Regions from separate parts of the Homo sapiens genome. Here region 2 is linked to region 1. Evidence: chromatin loops called from intact Hi-C (ENCODE). Cell type or tissue: ascending aorta. All regions are shown on one strand. Each heading gives the region's core, and the rest is flanking DNA. Links, peaks and the distances in the headings are about the cores only.

The links. A loop is a pair of places that touch in the nucleus more often than their neighbours do. Peaks named below come from ENCODE experiments on the same cell type or tissue, not always from the same donor. Only the 100,000 strongest peaks of a DNase experiment are listed, where the experiment ranks them.
Region 2: it touches region 1 in a loop (3-fold over the local background); 3 of 110 quality-filtered maps call a loop at or near these places.

Annotation. Positions count from the first base shown.
Region 1 is chr4:139,737,683-139,743,056 of GRCh38, reverse strand. All of the region lies in intron 2 of MAML3 (mastermind like transcriptional coactivator 3), which reads left to right. It also overlaps a transcript of MGST2 not described here. Among named protein-coding and RNA genes, the nearest start is that of MGST2, 75 kb to the right of the region's middle. RefSeq lists an enhancer at 2,111-2,611. In ascending aorta, for the core only: a CTCF peak has its summit at 2,347; DNase peaks (open chromatin) are centred at 2,296, 2,726 and 4,922; H3K4me3 peaks cover 868 bases; H3K27ac peaks cover 1,707 bases.
Region 2 is chr4:140,236,174-140,241,547 of GRCh38, reverse strand. It overlaps LOC124900784 (a long non-coding RNA gene), which reads right to left and starts at 1,946. Exons shown (of 2, transcript XR_007058280.1): 1 at 1,817-1,946; 2 at 1-1,436. In ascending aorta, for the core only: no CTCF peak of the experiment used is centred there; DNase peaks (open chromatin) are centred at 3,007 and 3,687; H3K4me3 peaks cover 1,469 bases; H3K27ac peaks cover 1,703 bases.

The DNA of each region.
Region 1 (5,374 bases), core at 106-5,105:
AAAGCTTTTGGGGAAAAATGAGGGGGTGGTAGTGGGCATTTGAGGGGATATCATGGTAAGGAGGTCAGACTTGGCTTCAGTTTCTGGTGGAAAGAAATTAGGAAACTGGTGCTACATCCCAGATGTTTAAGCAAAAATATTTATGCTTTTAGAAGGGATAGGTGGCAAAAAATACTTGGTGCATAACCTCCATCTTTGAAGGCCTCTATTGTTATAGTCAAAAAGGTGGATTTATTCCTCACTAAAAGTTTCCCATCAACTTCCCAAGGGCAATTATACTGTGCACAGGATAAACACAAGACGTATAAAGAATGTTTATTCTAGGGTCTCATTTCATATTTAGCTACCAACTTAACTTTTATCCTAAGCAAAAGTGGTCATTTGTAAACAGGGATGTTTTCCTTTACACAGCTGAGGAACTGATGTGACCGTTAAGAACCAACAAAATCTGAGCTGAAAATATAGGCCCCACCTAAAGTTTCTAACTTCCTCATTATTAATAGGGACGATACTAAGAGCAAACCTTTATGAGCGCCTACTATAAGCCAAGCACTGCTGAATCATGCTTCCCAAGAAGAGTTCTGATTAAAGAGTGAAAAGTTTAAGACGGCCAGGTGCGGTGGCTCTCGCCTGTAGTCCCAGCACTTTGGGAGGCCAAGGCGGGCAGATTACCTGGGGTCAGGAGTTTGAGACCAGCCTGGCCAACACGGTGAAACCCTGCCTCTACTAAAAATACAAAAATTAGCCGGGCGTGGTGGCACACGCCTGTAATCCCAGCTACTAGGGAGGCTGAGGCAGAAGAATTGCTTGAGCCCGGGAGGCGGAGGTTGCAGTGAGCCGAGATTGTGCCACTGCACTTCAGCCTGGCTGACAGAGCGAGACTCTCTCTCAAAAAAAAAAAAAAAAAGAAAAGAAAAGAAAAGTTTAAGATCTGTAGAGAGGATGATTTCTCATTGTTTCCAGATTCCTTTATCCAGGTTACCATGTGTATGTGTGGCGTGGAGTCAAGGGCTGTGTTAGACCTCTTTGAGTGCTATATTCTTTCTAAAACTTATTTTTATGCCCGTGTGTCTCCAAGTCTTTCAAGGTTAAGAAAATACCTGAGCCATTTCTATTTTTTGGAGTGCCCAGGTATATTTACAAAATGAAGAAATGACAATAGGGCGTTTTAAAAATGCAATGTTTTTATTTTAAAAAATACAGCATAGGGCAATTATACCGTGCACAAGATAAACACAGGACATATAAAGAATGTTAATTGATAATGGACTTAGAGCAGCCCGATCTAATAACAGGGCAGAATTTTTTTTGAGACAGGGTCTCACTCTGTCACCCAAGCTGGAGTGCAGTGGCACAATCACAGCTCACTGCAGCCTCAACCTCCCAGGCTCAAGCGATCCTCCCACCTCAGCCTCCTGAGTAATTGGGACTACAGGTGCACACCACCATGCCCAGCTAATTTTTTTATTTTTAGTAGAGATGAGGTCTTGCTGTTGCCCAGGCTGGTCCTGAACTGAACTCAAGCAATCCTCCCACCTCAGCCTCCCAAAGTGCTGGGATTACAGGCATGAGCCACCACGCTCAGCTCAGGGCACAATTTAAAGCTGTAAAATAGATGCTATTTTTCAATCCTCTCAGGATTTCTCAGTGACTATATATGTAAAACCTTGTTCGAAGAATATGTCTAAAAATCTAAACTCAAGGTTCTTGTGGATGCAAGGCCCAGGGTCAGGTGGTCTTATGCCCTGATCCCCCATAGGCCCTCACGGACCAGGTATGAGCCCTTCTCCTAGACTTGCTTCCTCTAAGAAGCTGGTCGTCAGCCACAATCTTTACATAAGGAGAAGTACCAATCCCAGATTTCTAAGTGTTTCTGTTTTTCATTCTGCTTCCTTGTTTTTCCCTGCTCTAAGTCCTAGCCTCCTCAAACCCCACCACCGCAGCTGGGCAGGCTTCTACTCATAGGAATGGGGGCCGAGGGTGGGGAAAAGGGTAGCCCTCCTCTCAGAGCCTCAGCATCACATAGTCAAACCCAGCTTCCCACAGACAGGTTCAGCAGTCGGGAAACCGGCAGAGCAGGCTGACACGGGCCCTCCCTCTCACGGCCTCTGGAAGGAAGGAAGGAAGAACATGGGGACACCAGAAAGGCAGCTTGTGGAAGGCCTCTTCTCAGGCAGTCAGCACTGATCTCTCTCAGCCCCCCTCCCAAGGCTGTGGCGGTTCTGGAGATGACGGCGGGAAGTGCCCTCGCCTTCCCTCCACAGCATGCCCTGAGCACTCAGCTTCCCTTCCCTTCCCTTCTTCCTGTCTTGTAGTGGTTGCAGCAGAGAGCTCCATTTGGCAGCGTGGTGGTGCTCTTGTCTATTAATGGAAACATTGGCCTGTCTCCCAGTATAACACAAGATAGGCCTATGCATCAGTTATGCAATCTTTGCTTTGATGACTTCATCAGAAAGGGTGGGTACAATAAGAGAGAAAGGCTCGGGTTGGGGGAAACAGTAGCTCAGGAGGGGGAAAAAAATCTCCCTAGCAGCTGAAGACAGCTGAGACTGCTCCCCCTCCCTATTTTTAAATCAAGGAAAGAAAGGTAGCAAACATATGGGTAAAAAAAACCTAATGGAGCAGCTGACAAACCACTTTCAGTCCATGTGTCCTGACAGCGGCCACTTGCATGCCGGCAGAGGCTGTGCTCGTCTCAGTGGTGCAGGTTTCCCAGCCCTGGTGACTCAGGTCTTCTTTCCACGGAGAAGACAGTCTGTGGAGGCAATGGCAGTTTTCACCCACCTCTCGAGTTCTTGAACTCCAAAGGTCTGGCTGGTTCTGGCCATGCACTGTGGCTTCAAGCCTAAGACAGAGAAAAGCCACAGAGAGCTGGGTGGTGCCACAGAGAGCAGGCTTGTCCAGGTAGACCAAAGAATTCTTGGAAGATGGTCAGTACCCTTCCTCTGGGACTTAGGAGCTCTTTGTGGCAGCAATGTAAAGCCGACCTAGTTGCTGAACCTGTATCCAAGCCCAGTTGTGGAAGCCATGTACAGGTTTTAAAAGGGGACCTGCCACTTAAGCATGTCTGTTACACCCTCTAGAGCGTAAGGTGGGCTCAGGGAGAAATAGTCCAGGTCCCAGACATAACCTGGGCCCCTCTTGAACTCTACATTTCATTCCATAATAGTTTAGCCTTATTCTTAACAAGCTTTTAAAAATAATACTAAAAGTAATATATATTCATAATATAAAATTTGAAAAAGTATAAAAATAAAAATCCCTTATAATTCTTGTCTAACAAGACTATCCAGTGGCTAGTGTTTTTAGAAACTGCTTTTTTCTTTTTTTTTTTTTAGTTTTAACACCTGAGGACATAAAAGAAAAAAAAAAAAAAACTGCTTTCCTCCCCTGCCTTTCTTAACTATATATGGTAAGCTTTTTCCTATGTGATTAGATAGTCTAAGGAGGCATGATTTTTATTGGCTGCCTAGTATTCATGGTATGGATGTACCATAATTTATTTAATCAAGCTTCTATTGTTGTACACTAATGAACTTTTAACCAATGTAGAATTGCTTTGGTGGTGGAATTAATCACAAGAAAGGGATCAAAAGGACTCTATAACTTACATCAAAGGCAGACGAAAAGCATAACTCTCAAAGTTGTGTTTCCATTGGAGGGACTTATGGTAACTATGTTCAAAGCACTGATAAGGACAAATGGTATTTTTGTTGCTTTTATCCCTGCAAAAAAGGGCCTTGAAAGGCTGACCTTCCTGTGGCTGGTGGCATTCTCACATTTAGCACTGGACTGCCAACTTTAACCCTTTCTTTAACATTCAGCAGAGGGTCAGCTCAGGAGCTCGGAGAAGCTGTCCATTATAGGGCCATCATTTTGTCATCTCCAGTTATACCTGATGTTGGTTTAGGCTAGAATTCATCCCAGCCAATTAGTCAGTTGAGTTCAGTAAATCTGTATTTTGCTGCAGCTGTGGCCCTAGCTCTGTGCTGGATACTGGGAAGACTCATAGTCTTGGTCCCAAAGGAGCTTAAAAGCCTTGCCAGGAAGGATGCCATAAGGATATCATCCTGCCAGGAAATGATCACTTGGAAGCACTTGGAAAGTTAGAAGCTTCTACCTCTCCCATGTTACTTAGTTAAGAATCAGTAGGTGTGTGTAATTGTGTATATACCATGATCATAAGCATAAAAATATGTTATTGCATCTGGGATAAAACTAGGAGGAAATATAAAAACACATCAAAATATTAACAGTGGTTACCTTTGAGTGTAAAAAATGAGTGTTAGCTTTTTTCTGTATACTTTTTTTCTATCTATACTTTTCTGCATTTTTTTTTCTCTGTACCTTTTTTTCTATCTATACTTTTCTGCATTGTTTTTCAAATGTTCCCCAGCAATTGGGCAGCAGAGGAAGGAATCGGCAAAATGTATATTTTTTAAGTAATTGCCCTATCAATTAAGCATTTAGCTCCTAAAATAATGGGGACCAAGACCTTTTTTTTGTTTGTTTGAGACAGAGTGTCGCTGTATTGTGCCCAGGCTGGAGTGCAGTGGTGCAATCTCGGCTCACTGCAACCTCCGCCTCCCAGGTTCAAGCAATTCTCCTGCCTCAGCCTCCTGAGTAACTGGGACTACAGGCACACGCCACCAAGCCCAGCTAATTTTTGTATTTTAGTAGAGATGGGGTTTCACCATGTTGGCCAGGCTGGTCTTGATCTCCTGACCTCAGGTGATCCACCCGCCTTAGCCTCTCAAAGTGCTGGGATTACAGGCGTGAGCCACCATGCCTGGCCTGACCATGACAAGTCTTGTTCCCCTTTATTTTAGGAGCTAAAGCTAGCACCAGAAACACAGCACTTCCCTCACCCTGAAGGATGCCCTGCATGATCAAGAGGTTTCGGCAGTAAGAATAACAACCACAAGCTGTTTGTTATGTGCCAGTCACTGGGCCCATGGTGGAGCTGAGTTTCTACCCAGGCCTGTGGGGTTCCCCCAATGTACACTGTTCCTTTCTAGAAGCTGAACCAAGAGCTTTGCTGGACCCATTTAGCAGCCTTCGCATTGGGCCCCAAGTTATTGCTGCTTCAGTGATAAGCCTCCTAAATTGATGAACTCTGCCTCAAACTCAATCATCTTGGGGACACAACCATCACACATCACAAAACAAACCTTTTAATCCAATCTTCTTCAATAATCTGCTGAGACAGAGGATATTAGATGGGGTGGGCCCTTTTGGAGCTCTGCTATGAATTTATTGTAAACACCTCTCCAAACCCACAGTAAAAATTTTTCTGGAAAAAGAAAGTTTGTAAAAGAAAACCAAATCACTGCCTTGACACCTGATCAACTTCAAAGGGAATTGTAAGGTTTTA
Region 2 (5,374 bases), core at 286-5,285, 500 kb before region 1:
AGCACTGTCTACGTGCCAGGGGTTGCTTCCAATACTTTTACAAACATGAAGTCAATTAGCCTTTGCAAAAAATCTGAGACAAACCTGACTGCTCCCATTTGCAGAGTAGGAGATTGAGGTTCAGGGCCTTTGCCGAAGGTCACAAAGCTAGTGGCTGAGTCGGGCTGAAAGCCTAAAGGGAACAGGTACATATTTGAGCCGACAATATGTGAAGGAAAATGGGTCACAACTTTAATTTTTAAATAGGAATGTTCCATCAACCTAAGCATTTGGTTGACTTATACATGGTGATACGCATGATCACAACATATGAACATTAACATGAAATTTTAATTATTTTGCCATCCATCTAATTCTTGGCACAGTTCTGATATTAAGGAAGGAAAATCTCTTAGTGTCAAAAATAGATTTTTAAATAAAGTAAATGTGGCTCGGTGCGGTGGCTCACGCCTGTAATCCCAGCACTTTGGGAGGCTGAAGCAGGTGGATCACAAGGTCAGGAGTTTGAGAACAGCCTGGCCAACATAGTGAAACCCCGTCTCTACTAAAAATACAAACATTAGCTGGGTGTGGTGGCACATGCCTGTAGTGCCAGCTACTTGGGAGGCCGAGGCAGGAGAATCGCTTGAACCTGAACCCGGGAGGTAGAAGTTGCAGTGAGCCGAGATCATGCCATTGCACTCCAGCCTGGGGAGCAGACTGAGACTCCGTCTCAAAAAATATATATATAAAAATAAAGTAAATGTTTAGGAAGTCCTGCCATTAGGTTTATAGGATCTTGATCTGTTAGTAGTGGATTGACTGATGATATTGAATTTAACACTCATTACTTCCTCATTTCTGGAATTTCACTGTGAGTCTGGGTTTGGATGGCGTTTTAGACTCCAGTAGTAACAATTATTTCTCCTTCCTCCATTCCTGTTCAGCACCCTGTGTTCTCCCCAGGATGGTGGAGAGCTCATTTGCATACAAATGCTCAGCACGTTGTGGGTCCTGGTTGGCAGCATTCAGCCTGGAGATAAAGTTATTAATGGCTGTTTATAAGAAAGACAAATTGGAGCAGGGTTTGGAGCAAGAGACCAGAAGCCAGTCCATCACCTGCTCCCTCGGTGACCTCGCGTCACCTCTTCATGCTTCAGTTTCTCCATCTGTTGGTGGAAAGAATGATACATGATACCTTGCTCTCAGACTGTCAGGAACATCTTTGGAAAGCACTAGGAGATGCTGGAAGAGGCCCGAAAACCTTCATAGTTGCGTTTATGTGGTAAAATAAAACTTCATCTGATGGTTTATAAATTACAGAAAATATGATTTTTTTCTCTCAAAATAAGAAGATGAAAAAGTACTTATATTTCTTCATTCATTGGTCGACAGTATTTCATTAAATCCACTTCCATGGCTGGACCTAATGATTCATTTAAATATAAACAGATAACCTGTAGAAGGTGCACAAGTAGATGCTATTATTACCAATAGTTAACTTTACTACTGCAAAATGCATTTCTACACTACTTTTAACGTTTTTAGCATGCTTCCTCTCTCCCCCTCACTCCACAGTCACAGACACACACGCTTCCCCATGGTAGAATGGCAGAGAAATGGTATAATCTCCTCTATTTTACAAATGAGAAAACCTAAACTAGAAGAAGTCAGTAAACTGCCAACTCCATGCAGGTAATTACAGACAGAGTTAGAATAATCTAAGCCTTGAAACCCAGCGCTTATCCTTCCCAACTTCATTTTTTATAACCCTGAAGACTGGCTTTTTTTTCTCTTTCTGTTTTTGTACATCTTTTTTTTTTTCCCCTCCACTTACTGATCTCACAGGGCTACAGGTGCCTTCTCCATATTCCTTCTCTAGGAAGGCTTCTAAAGCAACTCTCATCTCTGAGGTTCTCAAGTAAAGTTTGCAGGAAAGTGAGAACTCAGGCATGACTGTTTGCTTGTTAAGCTTGCTCCTCCTTGTAAGCCCGAAGAAAAACCTGCCGAAAATCATATTACTGCGTCACTGGGCCCTCCAGACTGCTCTAAGTGGAGGATCCAGTCATGCTGCACAAGTCATCTGCAGGCTGAAATAGCTGCGTCGTGATGCTATTACGGACATGAGCTTGTATGAGCTTCTAAAGTGTAGCCAGGCTTAAGAATCAGAAGAGAAAGCATGGGTTGAACACCAAAAGAGCACCTTAAACTGATACTTTTTTCCTGTCGGAAATTAAATTGTAAAGCTTATTAGAAACTGATGAAGAGACACAGAAAAGCTATAGCTGATAATGTACCAACCCCATTGTTCACACATATCCAACAACGACTTAATTCTCTGCATCCCATTTGCCAAACCTGTCTGCTATTATTCCTTCCCAGCAAGTGCCCCCGAGTACCTGCCCAGTACCACTCAGCCAGAAAAGTTTCCCGAGATTTTTTAATACTGAAACAAAGAGGTCTGCAAATGGGAAACCCAATATAATAGACAGCTGGCTGCTGCTGGCCATGGCATGACTGCCCAAGCTCAGACAGAAAGAACGAATCTTCTCGAAGATGTTCCTGTCTGCCCCACTTGAGCCACTACTGCCAGGGCAGGCATCCCTGGGAAATTGCCCTGTAAAATGAGCAGCTCCTTTTCAACAGCAGACTCCCAGCTGCTTCCCACCTCGGAGGCTGCTATTGGGCATGACAGGGCAGTCCTCCTGGCCTGGCTGGCGCTCAGTGGGACTATTAGGAGCCTGGGCTGGGAGGCACAGGTGGGTGGGGGCAATGCGGCAGCCCCAGGTGGCACACCTGCCCCTTGCAGGGCCCTCTCCAGCTTTAGATTGACGGGGCTGGTGATTCTAGGGTTGGGTGCCCTTTCCAAGTGTATTGATCTCCCCTCCTCTTCCCAAATTGCGCCATGCACCTTCACCCACGCTAAAGCCCTGCCTGGAAACAGAACGCTGTGGCCAGCCCTTCCCCCAAGAGCCAGAAGGGCCAGCTCTGGCCCACAGCCAGGCTCTAAAGAAACAGCATAGGGCAGAGAGAGGCGGTGGGTGGGGCCAAGAGCCTTGTGTTACACATTCAAAGCCTAATTTTGGATCAGAGTCATCCTTGTAGCCAAGCCTGAAAGATCACTGAGGCCCCAAAATGAACCCGCAGCTCTGAGGCGGGGCCTGGACGAACCCTCAGCTCTCTTGCCCACATGCTGCTCTCCTTAGGGAAGTTAAGTTAGGCTTGTTTGGATTTTCACTGGTATTTTTTTAAGCAACATCAGTTGTCTTTTAGCCTCATGCTAGCCGAGGGCAGTTCACGTTTCCTACCCCTATCTCTCTGTACACATTCACAAAATGCCTCAGCTGAGAGGCTGACCAGAAGCCAGGGCTCCTAGTGCTACTGCCTAAGACACGCCATTCTGCTGGTGGTCACACCAGTCAGACAATAGGCCAGTCGGATGAAGGCAGCTGCAGGTGAAAGCAGGCACCTTCCCATTAACAATAGAACCAGCTCTCTCTGACTGACATGCAAGAGTCTCTTGCGAGAGGAGAAACCGGACCAGAACCAGCGCTGGCCTCTGGAAGCCACAGGAGAGAGAGAAGGGCTGCTCCCTCTTCTTACAAGGGTGTGGGCACTTCCTTCAGAGAATTTGTTGCTGCCAAGATCAGGCTGTTGCCTCCCAGGAACTCGAGGTATCGGGATGCTTGTTTGCAGAGCTGGCCAGCCAGCAGCCCAGAGCAGCTGGTTGTAATTATGCGTTGCAGCTTCAGAGGAAGTTGCTGGCTGCGGAGCGTGTGCTGGGCCTGGCTGCACATTGGCTGCTGGGCTTAAGGGAACAATGGAGATAGAAACCAGTGGCAGCAGGGGAAGGGGAGGAGCGGGACGAGGGTGAAGACAGGCAGAAAGAAAGGGCAAGAGCTGCTCCCAGCGCTGAATATGGAAAAACCCACATCTGCACTCCAAGGATCCGTCTCTTGTTCCCAGACTTAAAACAAAGTGCATGCCCCTCTGTGAACAGCCCCCTGACTTTTCTTTTTAAGCTGTACCTGCTGCACACTGTATTTAGAGAAGTGTGCCTGGGTGACATATTGAATAGCACTCCTCAGCCTGTTTAATCTAAATTGACTGCATCTTTGTAGCAGCTGGCCACAGGGAAAAACAAAAGAATTCATGATGAAAAAGGCAAATCTCTCTTGACGAGAAAGTACCTCAGCAGTGGTAGCAGCAGTTAAACATTTCAGTACCTTGCTAAATGCTGTGCCCAGATGCGTACATCAGGAGGAAAAGAAAAAAAAAAAACTTTATAGAAGTGAAATGTGGGTTAATTAACAAGTTTTTTTTTTCCTGGATGGAGAAAAACTTATTAATGTCTGGTTCTTTATACTTTCCAAGATTTCTTCAGTGTTTCCTAATTAGAACGTAGCAGGAAAACGAACAGAGGGAAACCGGTGAGTTGTTGGGGGTCAGAGGGCTTTCTTCCTGCTGCCTGTGTTTGGAGCCCCCGCCCCACCAACTTCAAACCAGCAAGGATCTTCTATCACATATTTATGGACAGTCACATCTACTTAGTCTTTCTGTGGTTCCTTCCTCCTTCAGCCGGGAGCTTGCTCATAGCATTCACACAGCTCAGAGTTCCCAAAAAGTATGCAGAATCCCGTGTTTCTGCCAGCTCAGGGAATATGTTGAAGGCCCCAAATCAGACAGTGCACAGGCCTGAGAGTCCTGTGGCCTCTTGGTGACCCCTCTCTACTCGTACAACTCCTGATTTATGTTGTTTTAAAAGGGCGGGTGTCCTACCTGTTATTGGGCACCCTTGATGTATAAAACTGACAGCCACGCACAATGACACATTATTGGCTTGGGTTGGTAAATGAGGAGGCAATTTCATTACCTTTTCCTCTTATCCATTGCCTAGCACAAGATTACTTGAAATGCTATCAATCAGTAGGGATGAATGCAGGGAAGTGCCCAGCTTGTGTGTGGGCATGGCAGCCTTGTGCCCTAATGATTACAGAAAATAAATGATGACGCTACTGTCTTTAGGACTGATTGCAGGATCTCCTTATTGCCTGAGTGAAGAGATTATGGTGACAGGTCAAAAGGATTTTTCCAGTAAGTTCTGAGTAGGTACTATTTTTTCTTCTTTTTCCTTCCTTCTCTTTCCTCCCACTTTGGTCCTAGTTTTTTGAGGTTTTTTTGTTTTTGTTTTTTTGAGAGGGTCTCACTCTGTTGCACATGTTGACCATGCAGTGGCATGGTCATAGCTACTACAGCCTTGAACTCCCGGGCTCAAGACATCCTCCCATTTCAGCCTTCCAAGCACGTAGGACTACAGGCACATGCCACCATGCCTAGTTAATTTTTAAATAAACATGTGGTCTCACTTGTTGCCCAGGCTGGCCCTAGCTTTTCT